Regions from separate parts of the Homo sapiens genome. Here region 1 is linked to region 2. Evidence: chromatin loops called from intact Hi-C (ENCODE). Cell type or tissue: testis. All regions are shown on one strand. Each heading gives the region's core, and the rest is flanking DNA. Links, peaks and the distances in the headings are about the cores only. Region 1 overlaps ZNF438 (zinc finger protein 438). Region 2 has its middle 80 kb from the start of LINC02644.

Region 1 (8,335 bases), core at 230-8,229, 220 kb before region 2:
TGTAAGGCACTATTCTGAACACTAAATTAAATTTTTACAAGTCTTTTGATGTAACCTAGTATCTCCCTTTCATAGATGAGGCAACTGACACACAGAAAGGTTAAGAATTTGCCAAAGTTGCACAGCTAAAACGTGGTAGAGACTATTTGAACGTGGGCAGTCTGACTTCAGAGTCCAGGCTCCAGGTGACTGTATTTTCGGCCTCACAGCAGGAACAGCACAGGACAATGCTCTGAGGTGGTCCAGACACAGTGAGAGTGTTTAGAGCACAGCCGGGAACGGGGAAAGTAGTGGCCAATGATGGTCAAGGGCCAGGCAGGCCGTGGGGTCCCTTGTAGGCTGTGGTGAAGTAAAGATGTTGTTCTAACTGTGATGGAAAACCATTGGAAGGTTTGCATCAAGGGACTGGTGTCTGATTTAAGTTTTATTGTATGGAGAATTAACTGTAGATTAGAGTGGGTCGGATGGAGTGAAAATCGGGAGAAAGCTGCTGTGCCCTGCAGGTGAAATGATGGTGGTTTGGGCTGGGGGAGGTTAGTTGTGGAGATGATGGTAGGCGGTAGAATTGGTGATACGTTTTGAAGGTAGAGCTGACGGGAAACGAGCTGATGTGGAATTTGAAGAAAAGGGAGAAGTGATGATTTTTTAGGTTTAGGCTGGAACAACTAGAAGTATAGTGGTGCTGTTTACTGAGGAAAATTACAAATTTAGTTTTGCACAAGTTCTAAATGCCTGTTAGACATAGTCATAACAACAGTGCTAGTAAAAATAGTATTATGTAAGCGTAAACTGAGTCCCAGGCAGGGTTTTAAGTACTTTAACCTATATTAATTCATTTAATCATCATAAGAATTATATGTGCAAGGAACCATTATTGTCCCCATTTTACAGCACGAGAAAATAGAGGCAAAAAGAGGTTATAAGTGACTTGTCTGAAGTCACCCAGCTGGTGAGTGATGTAGCTAGGATTCAAACCTAAGCATTGTGGCTTTGGAGTCCATGCATTGAATCCCTGTAACCACCTCCGAGTGAACATGTTGAGTATGCATGCCTGTGAATATGGAACTCAGGGGAGTGGTCAGGGTTGGAGATACCCATTTATTTTTCTGAAGAGAAAGCATGCTTTTGTTTTTCATCTAAGCTTTGGTTGTCTGTGGGAGAAAGATTATAGGCAGTGGGACTGTGCTAACTGGTCTTTGATTACGACCTGACTGGGTTCATGCAGCCAGTATCTGGTATTCCCCACTGTAGGTTCCGTAGGGGCAAGGTCTGTCTCTTTGACTTCTCTATCTCTAGTCCCTAATCCAGTGCCTGCTGTGTAGTAGATGTTAGGGATGACTTTATATAATGGGCATTTGGTTAGGTTTTGGAAGTTCAGAGATGAATAAAACAGTTCTTTACCTTAGAGGAGCAGGGTATGAGGAAAAACCTGTGGGAATAAAATTAGAGTAGACTAAATGCATAAATACATGCCGATTAGTTCATTTGGGTTTTCTGCACCCTCCCCTCCCCAGCTTCCATGACTTGTGAGATGGGGCATGAAAAGGGCAAAGGGGCAAAAGAATGCCTAAGCTGTTGCAGGATGAAGTTGAGGCTCCCCAAGAGTCCTTTTCAACAAAAGAATTACTCAAAATCATGCATATTTTACTATATTTGCATTAGCTTTATTTGGCAATGATAGAATTTTTACCAAATGAAATAAATTCTGATATTTGACTGTCCTTTTGAAGTGATGAGTTTTTCCAGTTCTATTACCTCAGTGTTGACAGGGCTCACCAGAGAAATAAGGGAGTTGGCTTGAAATGTTGCAGCTTGCATAATAGAGGGTGATGGAGGGGTTGGGTGAAGTATTCAGGCAGGTTTCCACCGGTTTAAGTGTGTCATGCCAAAGTTCCACCTATTGGAATAAGTTTGAGTTTCTTTGCTGACCATCTCTAACATTGACATGTATTTTTTTTTTGTCATAGAAAGGGGATCTGGTGATATATATTGTAGGTGGAATTGCAGATTACATCTCGTATAGCTGGATCATTGTAGAACATGGAGACTAGAAAAATACAAACAAAAAAAGATGTGTCTTGTTCCCGTAGATCTTTCATGGCATACCATAACCTCAACAGTTGTCACAATTTTGTTACTTCCTAACATGAGTATTTCAAATTTAAACCATGTAAGAATTATATAAAATTGCACTGCCGTAGATTTTATGGTTAATTTCAGAATTTTTAAAAATATATAAAATTATATTTTGTTTTAAGCTTTCATTGGGAAAGTATCTAAATAACCAGATCTATGATTACTCTAAACAGAAGCCCTCTACTAACGTAAATGTAGAGGGGTGCCATCTCATTTTGCAGTTCACAACGTTTTAAATCTGCTCTTGTAGCTTCCCTACATTTAATGGAGTTGAAATGATTAGTCTTTATTTACACCACATTTGCAGTTAGTTTCCCAGGAACATCAGATACCCATATATGGTATAAAGTAAAATTGCATAGTCAATAGCCTATTGATGCTCAGGTGTTATTGACTTTTAAGTTCAGGCACAGTGAGGGCAGGTTGATGGTTATTTAATTGTGTCAGGTAGCTCCCAGCAGAGGGGGAGTGATGGTAAGTTCTATCTGAAAACAACAGGACCCTCTGTTTCTAACACTGACCATGCGAAATATAACATCCTAGATAGTAAATAAAATTCAGATTCCTTTTAAAATTTACATTTGCACAAGCAAATTTTAAACTATTTTATGAGTACTTTTATATATATGAAGATTTATTGTTGAAAACAGTGTGTCTAGCCCAGTGATAGTACATACTGAGCATTTAAATATAATTCTTTTTTTAATTAAATTTATTTTTTAAATTATACTTTAAGTTCTAGGGTACATGAGCACAACATGCAGGTTTGTTACATATGTATACATGTCCCATGTTGGTGTGCTGCACCCATTAACTCGTCATTTACATTAGGTATGTCTCCTAATGCTATCCCTTCCCCCTCCCCCGACCCCACGACAGGCACTGGTATGTGATGGTCCCCACCCTGTGTCCAAGTGTTCTCATTGTTCAATTCCCACCTGTGAGTGAGAACATGTGGTGTGTGGTTTTCTGTCCTTGTGAAAGTTTGCTCAGAATGATGGTTTCCAGCTTCATCCATGTCTCTACAAAGGACATGAACTCATCCTTTTTTTATGGCTGCATAGTATTCCATGGTGTATATGTGCCACATTTTCTTAATCCAGTCTATCATTGATGGACATTTGGGTTGGTTCCAAGTCTTTGCTATTGTGAATAGTGCCACAATAAACATACGTGTGCATGTCTCTTTATGGCAGCATGATTTATAGTCCTTTGGGTATATACCCAGTCATGGGATGGCTGGGCCAAATGGTATTTCTAGTTCTAGATCCTTGAGGAATCGCCACACTGTCTTCCACAGTGTTTGAACTAGTTTACAGTCCCACCAACAATGTAAAAGTGTTCCTATTTCTCCACATCCTCTCCAGCACCTGTTGTTTCCTGACTTTTTAATGATCGCCAATCTAACTGGTGTGAAATGGTATCTCATTGTGGTTTTGATTTGCATTTCTCTGATGGCCAGTGATGATGAGCATTTTTTCATGTGTCTGTTGGCTGCATAAATGTCTTCTTTTGAGAAGTGTCTGTTCATATCCTTTGCACACTTGTTGATGGGGTTGTTTGATTTTTTCTTGTAAATTTGTTTAAGTTCTTTGTAGATTGTGGATATTAGCCCTTTGTCAGATGGGTAGATTGCAAAAATTTTCTCCCATTCTGTAGGTTGCCTGTTCACTCTTTATGGTAGTTTCTTTTGCTGTGCAGAAGCTCTTTAGTTTAATTAGATCCCATTTGTCAGTTTTGGCTTTTGTTGCCATTGCTTTTGGTGTTTTAGACATGAAGTCCTTGCCCATGCCTATGTCCTGAATGGTATTGCCTAGGTTTTCTTCCAGGGTTTTTATGGTTTTAGGTCTAACATGTAAGTCTTTAATCCATCTTGAATTAATTTTGGTATAAAGTGTAAGGAAGGAATCCAGTTTCAGCTTTCTCAATATGGCTAGCCAGTTTTCCCAGCACCGTTTATTAAATAGGGAATCCTTTCCCCATTTCTTGTTTTTGTCAAAATTCTACTTCTTGCAATCACTTTTATTTTTGCATTATTATCTTCAACTCATATATATTTGTAGTAGTAGCTGGATGCTTGTTTGTGTACTTTACACTCTAAATGTTTGAATATATTTAAATAATTTATATAAGTAGCACTTATTTTTGCTTCATTTCACATTTGGTTGCTTAAAAATTAAAATCTTTAGGTTTGATTTTAACACATTACACTAATGGCTAATAATTAGTAAGTCTAGGTGGAGACTAAGCTTTAGTGACAGGTTAACCAAGTTTTAACCCCAAAAGAACACCCAGAAGAAAATTCTTAGGGAATAGTAAGCAAAACCAGTATGTCGATGAAAGGAATAATTTAACCATAACTACGTAGCTATTATTCTTCAAGTTGTTACTATTCTACAGGGAGTATTTTCTTATTTGGTTCTTCAATTGCAAAGCTATTAATTTCAGTCTGCATTGCAAGCCACCAAGCAGTGTGAAATAAATACTGGAAGATGATACTGTGAAGAATCTGAACTCAGAATGATTTTTTACTTTCCAACACACTCTGGGGACATTTGGCAATGTCTAGAAAACATTTTTGGTTGTCACATTTGTGTGTGGGGACATTACTCCTAGCATCTAGTGGATTGAGGCCATTATAGCATGTCACTGAATGTCCCACAATGTACAAGACAACTTCTCAACAACAGAAAATTATCCAGTTCAAAATGTCAGTACTCCTGATGTTGAGAAATTCTGTAATATCTTTTCTTCCTTCACTCCCTCCTTCCTTCTGTTCCTCCTTTTTTATTTTTTTATTTTTTTGCTTTAGAAATGGAGGTGGTAGTTTTAAGTGGCAAATGCCTGACTTGGACAAAGGATTGTGTTGTACTGCTTTTAGTTTGTTGGATAGCTGAGCTAATTTGGTTCATTTACTGAATGGGAAATAATTCTTGGAGCTAATAATAGTAGCCTTGAATTTTTTTGGTTGCTAGTGTGTCTAGTGGTTTTGTATTTGTTTTTGGCTATGAATATTTTTCTTACTAAAATTAATTTAATCTGGACTTTATATAATCCTGGATTGTAACAGGTTTCCTAGTGTGAATTCCCTTTATTGTTGTATATGTTAAATTAGCTATTTCACAGTTTCATGGTTTATATCTGTCAAAATCCTTTTCACATTAATTTTCATTTTTGATTGTTACAAACAGCCCATAAAATGTGTAGGGCATGCATTATCCTCACTATTAGACCAATGAAGAAACAGACTTAGGTTAAATGACTTTCCATATGTGTTAATAAGTTAGTGATGAAAGCAAATCTAGAACTTTATACCTAGGAATCTTTTTTTTTTTTTGAGACAGAGTCTCGCTCTGTCGCTCAGGCTGGAGCGCAGTGGCGCGATCTTGGCTCACTGCAAGCTCCGCCTCCCGGGTTCACGCCATTCTCTTGCCTCAGCCTCCCTAGTAGCTAGGACTGCAGGCACCCGCCACCAAGCCCGGCTAATTTTTTGTATTTTTTTAGTAGAGGCGGGTTTTCACCGTGTTAGCCAGGATGGTCTCGATCTCCTGACCTCGTGATCCGCCCGCCTTCACCTCCCGAAGTGCTAGGATTACAGGCGTAAGCCACTGCGCTCGGCCGTACCTAGGAATCTTTTAAAGTTACCAGTTATTGTTATCCCATTTAATCTTCTTGACAATACTGTGAAATAGAGTTATTACTCTCATTTTATAGAAAAAGAAGTTGGTTTAGAGATATTAAATAACCTATTCAGTGCCACCCAACTCATAATGTAGTTTGGCTGTTTCCACTGAGCTATTCTGTGTCTTCAGATATTCTCCAATAAATAAATCTGACAATTTCTGGATAAATTCACAGAATCTTTGCCTAACTTAATTAGGTTTCTTGAAACTCATGTTGCCACTTGAATCATTGGTAATTCAGTGTTTGTAAGCCTATTCTAATTTGACTTAAGTAGAAACTTACCTGAGTTTTGGTAAACCATACTTGCTGGGTAGGGGAGAACCGTGCTTGCAGAAGACAGTCCTTTAAACAGGCAGAGACGTTTTTATGTAGGGTTTTGAGGAAGCACAGAGTTTGAGATTGGCTGATTTTGAAAAGTGCAAAAATTTAAGGATTAGCCAGCTTTAAACTTAGAGTTTAGAGACTGACCGGCTTTGAGGAGCAAAGGTACTGAAGCGGGGCAGTTGCTGATTGGCTTACTTTGTTGGCAAAGTGCTTAAGTGGAAAGGTTGAGTAGACTTTAAGGATGGATTGACTGGGGTAGATTTAAAACTGGTTTTGTGGTTACTTGTTTCCAGCTTAGGACTAGAGCCAAAGAACAATCTTTTCCTTTCTTGAAGTTGAAGAATACGTACTTTTTATGTCAAACATGTTGATGTTAGCTATGGCGCTAATATAACATACTTTTGATTTTGCTTTTCTTCTGAAACTTAAAAGAAAAATGGATGTACAAATATCACTTGTTTTCTGTCTATCAATTTCAGGACAATATATTTGGAACCCAGGCTGCCTCAAGGATTATTTTTATATGTAGTTCAAGAGGTAATATATTATTTGTGGAAATATATTAATGCTTTAAAAATTATGGTGAAGGCTGTGCTGTCTATGGTGAAGGTTATGTCTATTTTTTTTCTCTTTTGGGAGTGTGTTATATTATGTGCCTGCCACAATTAGTCTTGATAGATGCCGAATTATAGATCTAGAAGTCTGTTGTTTTTGCTGTTATTAGAGATACATCTAGAAGTGATTACTTTTTGAATGTTACTTGGAAAGTATTCTGATCAACATTATGAAAGATTAGTGATTATATTACATATATTTTATAGAACAAGGCAAGCAAAATATTTTAGTATTTGCAAATCATGTTACTATAATTATTAGATCATAGTACCATTTATATAAAGTATTAGGTTGGTGCAAAAGTAATTGCGGTTTTGGACCGTGAATTTTAAATCATTATAAGTCGGCTCAGACACGTCTTTATTAATCAGAGCAGGAAGCATTATAATCAACACATTTTTGCCAATGAGAAATAAGTTTGTTCATTCCTGTAGCTTAAAAATTCATGCTTTGGGATTTGGAAAGCATTTTCTGCTTTCCAAAAACCTGCTGGTTTTGGAAGCATTTTCCTTTCAAATAGTTGTCGAGATGCTTGAAGAAGTGGTGGTTGACAAGAGGTCAGGTGAATATGGCGGATGAGGCAAACTTCATAGCTCAATGCATTCAGCTTTCGAAGCGTTTGTTGTGTGTCGTGCGGTTGGGCATTGTCATGAAGAAGAATTGGGCCCTTTCTGTTGACCAACGCTGGCTGCAGGTGTTGCAGTTTTCAGTGCATCTCATTGATTTGCTGAGTGTACTTCTCAGATGTAATGGTTTCACCAGGATTCAGAAAGCTGTAGTGGGCCAGGTGTGGTGGCTCACGCCTGTAATCCCAGCACTTTGGGAGGCCGAGGTGGGTGGATCACCTGAGGTCAGGAGTTCGAGACCAGCCTGGCCAACATTGCGAAACCCTGTCTCTACTAAAAATACAAAATTGGCCAGGCATGGTGGTGTGCACCTGTAGTTCCAGCTACTTGAGAGGCTGAGGCAGGAGAATTGCTTGAACCTCGGAGGCAGAGGTTGCAGTGAGTTGAGATTGTACCACTGCATTCCAGCCTGGGTGACAGAGTGAGACTCCGTCTCAAAAAAAAGAAAAAAAAAAGGAAGAAAGCTGTAGTGGATCAGAGCGGCAGCAGGCCACCAAACAGTGACTATGACCTTTTTTTGGTGCAAGTTTGGTTTTGGGAAGTGCTTTGGAGCTTCTGGGTCCAGCCACTGAGCTGGTCGTTGCCAGTTGTCGTATAAAATCCACTTTTTGTCACACGTCACAATCCGATTGAGAAATGGTTCATTATTGTTGTGTAGTATAAGATGGCACTTCAAAATGACAATTTTAAAAAATTTTCCTTCAGGTCCTGAGGCACCCATTTATTGAGCTTTTTCAACTTTCCAATTTGCTTCAAATGCCAAACGACCGTAGAATGGTCAATGTTGAGTTCTTTGGCAGCTTCTCACTTAGCTGTAAGACGATCAACTTCAATGATTGCTCTCAATTGGTCATTTGTCAACTTCTGATGGCAGGCCAATGATGTTCCTCATTTTTGAGTCTCCTTTGCAAAACTTCTTGAACCACCACTGTATTGTGGTGTAGTTTTTG
Region 2 (8,335 bases), core at 21-8,020:
TGTCAGTTACACCTCAGTCAAGCTTTTTTAAAAATGCAATGAAGACAAAACAATGTCATTCAAATGCAGCTGTTGCCGGCTGGAGCCTGGAGGCCCAGGATCTGCTCCTGCCAGTGATGAGGAAGGTTGGCCAGGGACACACTAGTGTGAGACAGAGGCTTTTCTCTGATGTCACCAGGGGGACTGGAAGAGAACCGATGAGGGAGCTGTGTCTCATCTGGAATCTTGGGTCCCTGGAGGCCCACTTTCTACTCCTAATGCTGGGGATACTGGTTTCCCCAGCATCCCAGTCCTTGCTGTCCTGGCCACTTGCTTCCCTGTGTTGGATGCAATGGTTGGCCAGGGTATAGGAGATGCCTGTTCACCATGAGGACGTGCTCCCCGAGTGATCCTCTACCCTCTCAGGGTGCAGCTGAGCCTGCACCCTCCTGGCAGGGCCCAAGGCCCCATAGAGGTTGTATCTGAACAGACAAAGTTGCTGTCCCCTCTCCTGCTCCCTCCCCACGGTGGGGAATTCTCTTCAGTCAAACACACCAGCTCTAAGGTTCTGTTGTCATGAGTCTTAGCATCCACACCTCCCACTGCCCTAATGTGTTTTTTTAACCAGGAGTGTTCTGGAAACAGCTCAAGAACTCCAAGGTGAGGCTTTCTACTTGCCCGGTGGGAGTGGGTGGTCAGGGGACAGGTCAGCCTGTCCCTCTGTGACCTGTCACACTCTTGAGGCAGCACCTCCTCTGCCCTCCATGTCTCTAGCTGGCTGAGCATAGGGGACCTCTGTCCTCGAATTCCCAGTGCCTCCCCTCCTACCCCACAGAGGCCCTGCAAGGCTGGGCTGCTGCCTGCCCCTGAGCACTTCCTGGGGTGAGGAGGCCCCTTTGCAAGCAAATGTTTTCAGTGTCCCAGGTGGTTTCATGCTCCATCAGGGACAACAAATGTGATGTCCCTACTTCACTTAGGCCCACTCCTAGGTGAGACCTCGTTGTGTCGTGCTTAAATTGGTGGGAAATCTAGAATCCACGTCCTGGGCCTTTCAGAGTGGGAGATGCACAGAAATGAAACAAAGGTCAGCTCTGGGGTGATGGTAGGACCTCAGACAAGTGTTTCCACAGCCCTTTACAGTGACCACCCCTCCTCGCTACTGAGGGGTGTGTGCCTCCCAGGGGCTTGTTGAGAGAATGAGGAGGTGACTCGCCAAATTGACAGAGTCAGGCCTCCACCCCAGCATTGGATTCCCAAGCCCCTGCTCTCTTACTGAGGGGCACACAAACTCACTCCACCTGCAGGTCATATTTTAGCTCTTAGTGAAATGCTAACACGATTCCCTTAGATTATGATGCCAAAAATGGAGATGAACTCCATTTTTCCTTGTCCAACAGGTGCTTTGCTAAGCTGATCTGGCCCATGGGTCCCAGGCTTGCCTCAGAAAAGAGAAGGAGCAAAGGCGAGGCCAAGAATCACAGTTCTTTTTGATTGAACTTGAGACTTTGAAAATAAATAATAATGCCCCCCTGCCTTTTTTTTCTGGAGATGGAGTGTTGCTCTGTCTCCCAGGCTGGAGTGCAGTGCTGTGATCATAGCTCACTGCAACCTTGAACTCCTGGGCTCAAGCCATCCTCCTGCCTTAGCCTCCTGAGTAGCTAGGACTACAGGTACACACCACCACACCTGTCTAATTTTTTTTTATTTTTAGTTTTTATAGAGATGAAGTCTTGTTTTGTTGCCCAGGCTGGTCTCCAACTCATGGCCTTAAGCAATCCTCCTACCTCAGCCTCCCAGAGTGCTGGGATCACAGACGCAAGCTACCGTGCCTGGCTCAAAAATGCCTTTTCCTGTCAGTCTTAGGTCAGTCGCACGCTGAGGGCTTGGTATGGGGGACTGGATGAATCTGGAAAATGTTGGTGTTGTGAAGTCTGCACCAAGCGCCGGGGCCCTGTAGAAAGCTCACCTTGATCCACTAGGGCCACACTCTGCTCCATGCCAACCACCCCAGCAGTGACAATGCAGGCCATGGGCTCAGCTGTCCAGCAGATACCGGGTGGACCCAGGGCAGCCTTCAGGACCCCTGGAATGACTTGTGCCGACGTGGGACATGGAGATGAGCAGGAAGCCCCAACATGCAACTGTTCTGATTTATAGTTCCAAGACTTTAATAACGCAGCTCTTTGACACAAAACATAGTAATGGCTACTTGGATCTGTTTCAATGTATCATGTCACCCTTTGCTTTGGAGATGTTACAAAGCTGTTATGGACACCATCCAGGGTCTGGTTTTACAAGTGTGTTGCTTAGAAGTGCAACTGTGTGTTGGCTCGGCTGATGTTCAAATCTTTGGAGGAGTTTAGTGGGGAGGAAGATTAAAGTGACTATAAAACCACAATCTATGTACAAAATGTATCATGGATTTTAATTTGAGAGCTGTTCTTTTTTTTTTTTTTTCCTCTTGCCTCATACAGCTTGAGGCAATGGTTTCTAGAAGAGTCTTTTGTTTGCATTTAAAGCTGCTCTGGAGAAACACTGTTTTCAACGTTTCTGTGGGTCATAAAACGGTTGGTCTGAGTCCTGGCTGGGTACCCTGGGTGACGCAGGCGTGGGTTGAGGACTGGAGAGCACATGTCCTTTGTGGAGGAGTCCTCACCACAGACAGGAGGCTGCCTGCTGGAGACAGGGCCCTGCCGGGGGTGGCCCAGAGGCTGCCAATCATGGAGCTCCAGCACCTCATATGTGCTGGGTGCATCTCCTTCCCTGGCTTCAAGTTAAAGAAATTTGGGTCCTAGGGTTTTGTTTTGTTTTGTTTCATCCTAAAACGTGAACCTTCCAGTGTGGCCTTTAGACATGAATTTCGTAAATGATTCTGACCTTCTGGGTCTCCAGTTGCTTCGAAGGGAGTTTGGAGCATGGAGGACAGTATCGGGAGGCCACAAGGGCAGGAGTGTCAGTTTCCTGTTGATGATGCCAACACATCATGCCTCTGCACGTCCCGTCCTCTTCCTGTTCTGTGGGAGGTGAGATTCCCATATGTGATGTATTGCTGTTGCATATCAGGCTGGGCGATGGGTCTTGCTTCACAGGCAGAAGGTCAGCTTTCCCAAGCCAGACACTGTCCCTTCCATCTCCTTTTCATGCCCAAATGGTAAGAGGACTCAATACACAATCTGGATTGAATTAAAAGTCCAGGACCCAGCGTTCCTGCCTGAGACATCTGGGCCTGGAGGAGGAATGCAAGCACAGCTGCCAAGTGCCTGGGAGAAGAGTGTGGTCAACACTTGCTGTTTCTGTCTTCATTAGAAAACCCTACACTGGAGGGCAACCTGCAGGCTTCAAAGGCCACATCCCACAGCCTCAGGGGCTGCCCTCCTGCTGCCTCTAACTCAGGTGAGAGGACCTTCAGCACCCATTTCCACCCTCATGGGTTAACCTGGCGATCTAAGCCCCGCGGGACCCTTCAATTCCAGTCCAAGTTCCGATCTCAGCTTGGCTTGGAGTTCAGAGTAAGTTCTGTCCTGAACATGAAAACCACAAAAATCTCCATCCGGAGAGGGTTCAAGAATTTATTTACTCAGGAAATGTCTACTAGACGTTGGAGTATGTTAAAAGACCTCCATGCTGGGCTGAGAGTCAGCTCACCTGAGTCCAGTTCTGCTTCCCACCTGTATTCATTTGCTAGGGCTGTCATGACAAAGCACCAGAGACCAGGATGTTAACCAACAGAAATTGATCGTCTCAGCATTCTGGAGTCCAGAAGTCCAAGATCAAGGTGTTGCATGGTGGGTTCCTCCTGAGAGCCATGAGGGACAATCTGTTTCATGCCACTGTCCTAGATTCTGGTACTTTGCTGGCAATCTTTGGTATTCCTTGGCTTGTAGAAGCATCAACCCAACCTCTGGCTTCGTGATCACATGTTCCCCCTGCAAGCATGTCTGTGTCTGTGTCCAAACTCTCCCTTCTTGTAAGAATACCAGTCATATTCAGCCAGTCAGTTGGATTCGGGCCTGTCCTAATGACCTCACCTTAATTAATTACATCCAACAGTGACCCTATTTCCAAATAAGGTCATGTTCTGAAGCACTGGAGGTTAGGACTTCAACACATGAACTTGGGGGATGCAATTACTTAACACCACCTTATCTCTGAGACCTTGGACGAGTGGGTGAATATTTCTTTTCTCCACCTGTGACATTTTTGATCTTTAAGATTCTTTTCTAGTTCTTAAGCACAGTCACTTTTAAAGTCTTTAGAGTATGATGGTCTATTTTTTTTTTTTTGAGACAGAGTCTCGCTCTGTTGCCCAGGCCGGAGTGCAGTGGCACGATCTCGGCTCACTGCAAGCTCCGCCTCCCAGGTTCACGCCATTCTCCTGCCTTGGCCTCCCAAATAGCTGGGACTACAGGTGCCCGCCACCACGCCCAGCTAATTTTTTGTATTTTTAGTAGAGACGGGGTTTCACCGTGTTAGCCGGGACGGTCTCGATCTCCTGACCTCGTGATCCGCCCACCTTGGCCTCCCAAAGTGCTGGGATTACAGGCGTGAGCCACCGCGCCTGGCCTGATGGTCTATTTCATTTTCACTGTCAGTGGTCTCCAAACAATTCTTTTCATGGAATGTCACTTTTAAAAACACTTTATCCAGGCTTTAAGAAATTTATCATTTCCTGCCTTTGACCGTAGTTATTTGCATGAGTGATATTAAATATATTTAATGATCTGTCAAGGGTCCAGCTAATCAAATGGCCACGGGTCATTTTGGCCACCCTGAGACATGATGGAGTCTCCTGGTGTGTACTGGCTGAATCCCAGTCCTGCTCACTTTTGTATTTGCCTTAGCTCTCCTTTTAGACTTCATATTCTTCCTCCAAAAATTAGTTTTTTCTGATTTTAAAATAAATATGGAATTATTATGTAAGGTTTTAAGGAATAAAATAAAAATCTAGGCTGGGCACAGTGGCTGACACCTGTAATCCAGCACTTAGGGAGGCCGAGGTGGGTACATGGCTTGAGCCCAGGAGTTGGAGACCAACCTGGGCAACATGGTAAAACCCCATCTCTACTAAAAACACAAAAATTAGCCGGGCGTGGTAATGGGCACCTGTAGTCCCAGCTACTTGGGAAGCTGAGGCAGGAGAATCACCTGAACCTGGGAGATGGAGACTGCAGTGATCCGAGATGGCGCTACTGCACTCCAGCCTGGGAAACAGAGCCAGACCCTGTCTCAAAAAACAAACAAGCAAACAAACAAAAAACTACAATAACACTTTACTGATACATTTGGTATCAAAGCATTGTAATATATATTCTGCTTTTTCTGTATTCTCTCCTAAATATTTTTGTAGACATTAAGTACTTTTCAAAAACATGATTTATATTTTTGCAAAATATTCTATTCTCTGGATGAACCATTTCCATATTTTTAGTATTGCAAATCAAGCTGTTGCTAACATTACTGTACTCAAGCTTTCTGCACATCTCTAATTGCTTACTGAGGTGAAGCTCTTTAGGGTGGAATTATTGAACCAAAGTTTACATAGTTTCATATGTTTTATCAAACTGCCCTCCAAGAAAGTGGGGAAAATGAATACTCATACCAGTGACATCTGAAATTGCTTTTGTTTTTTATAAGGATATTTTCTCTTTTCTTATTGATTTTTAAGAACTCTTGTTGTATATAGTTAGGATATTAAATCTCTTTCTAGCATACATGTTGAAAATATGAACTTCGAACTTCTTAAAGGGCCCATGCCTTCTCAAATGTGTCTCTCCCACAATACTGAGTTCTATGACTTGTGCATGTAACACCCAGCAAATATCCAAAGAATGTAAAGGAACAACTCTTGCCATTAAGAGGCGAGGCTGAAGCAGGAGAATGGCTTGAACCCGGGAGGCAGAGGTTGCAGGGAGGCGAGATCATGCCACTGCACTCCAGCCTGGGCGATAGAGGGAGACTGTCCCCCCCAAAAAAAAAAAAAAAGTTTTATTGCAATATAAACCACACTCCATACAATGTGCCTGGTTAAAGTACACAATTCAATGGCTTTTCGTATATTCACAGAGTCATGAGACCATCACCACTTCAATCAATTTTAGAACACTTTTGTTCCCCACAAAAGAAATCTTGCAAGCAGTAGCCATCACCCCTCCCCAGCCCCCCATCTCCTCCAGTCCTAGGTGACACCACTCCTCTTTCCATCTCTATGGATTCACCTATTCTGGACATTTCCTCTAAATGGAATCACACAACCGGTGGTCTTTTGTTTCTGGTTTCTTTCACTTCCCTAGTGTTTTCAAGATTTCTCCACACTGTAGCATGGATCAGCGCTTCGCTTCTGTCTATGGCTGTTTATTGCATTGCATGGATATGCCGCATTTTGCTTATCCATCAGTTGATGGACATTTGGGTTGTTTCCACTTTGGGGCTCCTCTGAATCACGCTGCTGTGAACATCAGAAACACTGTCTCCCATTGAGGCTTGATTTTTTATCCATCAACCAAATGTGGTCCTCCATTATGTGGCCCTGCAGTGTTCAGCCCCTGTCCCCCGAGAAGCTCCTGGCATAATCTGAGCACCTCCTGACTTGCACCACAGCTGTCAGGGGCTCCTCTTGTGATCCTTCTCAGGGCTCAGCCCCTGAGAAGCACCTGTCATACTCCCCTGTCTCTAACCCACTTTGGTGGTTTCTTGTGGATTCTTTGAAGAGGTGCTAGGAGAAGGCAGAGCCGTCTCTCTAAAATGCCAAAAACCTTTCTCCTTGAGACAGGCAAGTTGAGATGTCTGTATGGGAAAACCCAAAGCAAGCCTGGTTGTGAGTTACCCTACTTATTCTCTCCACATTCAAGAAAAAGAGAATCATTCAAATTAAAATCATTAGCCAATAAATGCTTGAGGTGACAGATACCCCATTTACCCTGATATGATTATTATAGGCTGTATAAATATTCCATATACGTCTGGGTGTGGTGGCTCACACCTGTAATCCCAGCACTTTGGGAGGCCAAGGCAGGTGTATCACCTGAGGTGAGCAGTTTGAGACCAGCCTGGCCAACATAGTGAAATCCCATCTCTACCAAAAATACAACAATTAGCTGGGCGTGGTGGCAAGCACCTGTAATCCCAGCTACTTGGGAGGCTGAGGCAGGAGAATCACTTGAGCCCAGGAGACGGAGTTTGCAGTGAGCCAAGATCGCACCACTGCACTCCAGCCTGAGCAACAGAGTGAGACTCCATCTAAAAAAAAAAAAAAAGAAGAAGAAGTTAAGATGCGCAGGGCCAGTGTGCAATGACCCTGCACTGTTGCCTTTTTTCTGGGGTCGGGAGCCCTTGTGGGAAGGAGGCTCTCACACTGCGTCTCTCAGATGTCTCCTCTTTGCTAGGAGCCATCTTATCTCCCTCCTTTATGTTGTGTGTCTCTGTCTTAAAATTATCTTCTTCCTCCTCTCTCCCCACTAGAGCATGGAGGGCAAGCAACAGGGAAGTAGATCCAAACTCAGACAACTGGGTTTGAATCTCCCATTTTCCAGCCATCGTGACCCTGAGCCAGTTATCAAATCTCTCAGGAGTGGCGCTTGTGAACCCTAACCCTAAATGAGAATGCTAATGCCGACCTCATTAGATCATGGCTAAACCCGAGGAGGGGCACACTGCAGGCACAGGGAGGCAGGTGTGTTGTGCATCCCCTCTTCTCTTTATTTCTCAGATACAGGTAATTAATTACCCTGTCATCTGAATTTCCAGAGGACATTACCTTTCAACTCTCTTTCATTATTGGCTATGGCCCCTGTGGGCAGAAACCCCTCCTGGTCTGACTTCTCTGTCTCCCCCAGCCCCCAGCACGGCCTGCACACCCTGAGGACAGACAGTGACCTCCTGCCACCAGGTGACAGATGACCTCCTTCTCCTCTATCCCAGGTGGCGGGGGGGGGGTGGGTCCCTGCTTAATGTCACCAAGGGCAGAGAGTACTCAGACATAATGACCAAGCCACTGTCTGAATCAATTATTTTAACAGGATTCTAGGGTATCTGCATTCTGTCCTGGCTTCCTTTTATAGTTAGGAGGGGAAAATTCTCAAATTCATCTGTGTGCCGTTTCACGCTGCTTTAAGGAGAATGAGAATGATGAACGCGCTGCAGTTCCTCTGGAATAAATAGTTCTTGTAAAGCCAAACTAAGTAAGGTGATTTGCAATATGGATTTTTTCCCTCCGAGTTATGAGAATATGTTCCATCAGCACATTCAGACTCTGCCTCCAGCGATCCATTCAATGCACAACGCTCACCTCCAGCCCCGTCTCAGGTTCAGAATGGGGCCCTGCATTTGTCTTGGCCGTTTGAGCTGGGAGAAGCGGGGC

What was found. Hi-C counts contacts between places; a loop is a spot of excess contacts. Peaks named below come from ENCODE experiments on the same cell type or tissue, not always from the same donor. Only the 100,000 strongest peaks of a DNase experiment are listed, where the experiment ranks them.
Region 1: it touches region 2 in a loop (2.9-fold over the local background); 7 of 110 quality-filtered maps call a loop at or near these places.

What each region holds. Positions count from the first base shown.
Region 1 is chr10:31,021,766-31,030,100 of GRCh38, reverse strand. The region is part of intron 1 of ZNF438 (zinc finger protein 438); the gene reads left to right. Among named protein-coding and RNA genes, the nearest start is that of ZNF438, 5.9 kb to the left of the region's middle. In testis, for the core only: no CTCF peak of the experiment used is centred there; no DNase peak of the experiment used is centred there.
Region 2 is chr10:30,798,866-30,807,200 of GRCh38, reverse strand. No RefSeq gene overlaps it. Among named protein-coding and RNA genes, the nearest start is that of LINC02644, 80 kb to the right of the region's middle. In testis, for the core only: no CTCF peak of the experiment used is centred there; a DNase peak (open chromatin) is centred at 3,040; H3K27ac peaks cover 668 bases.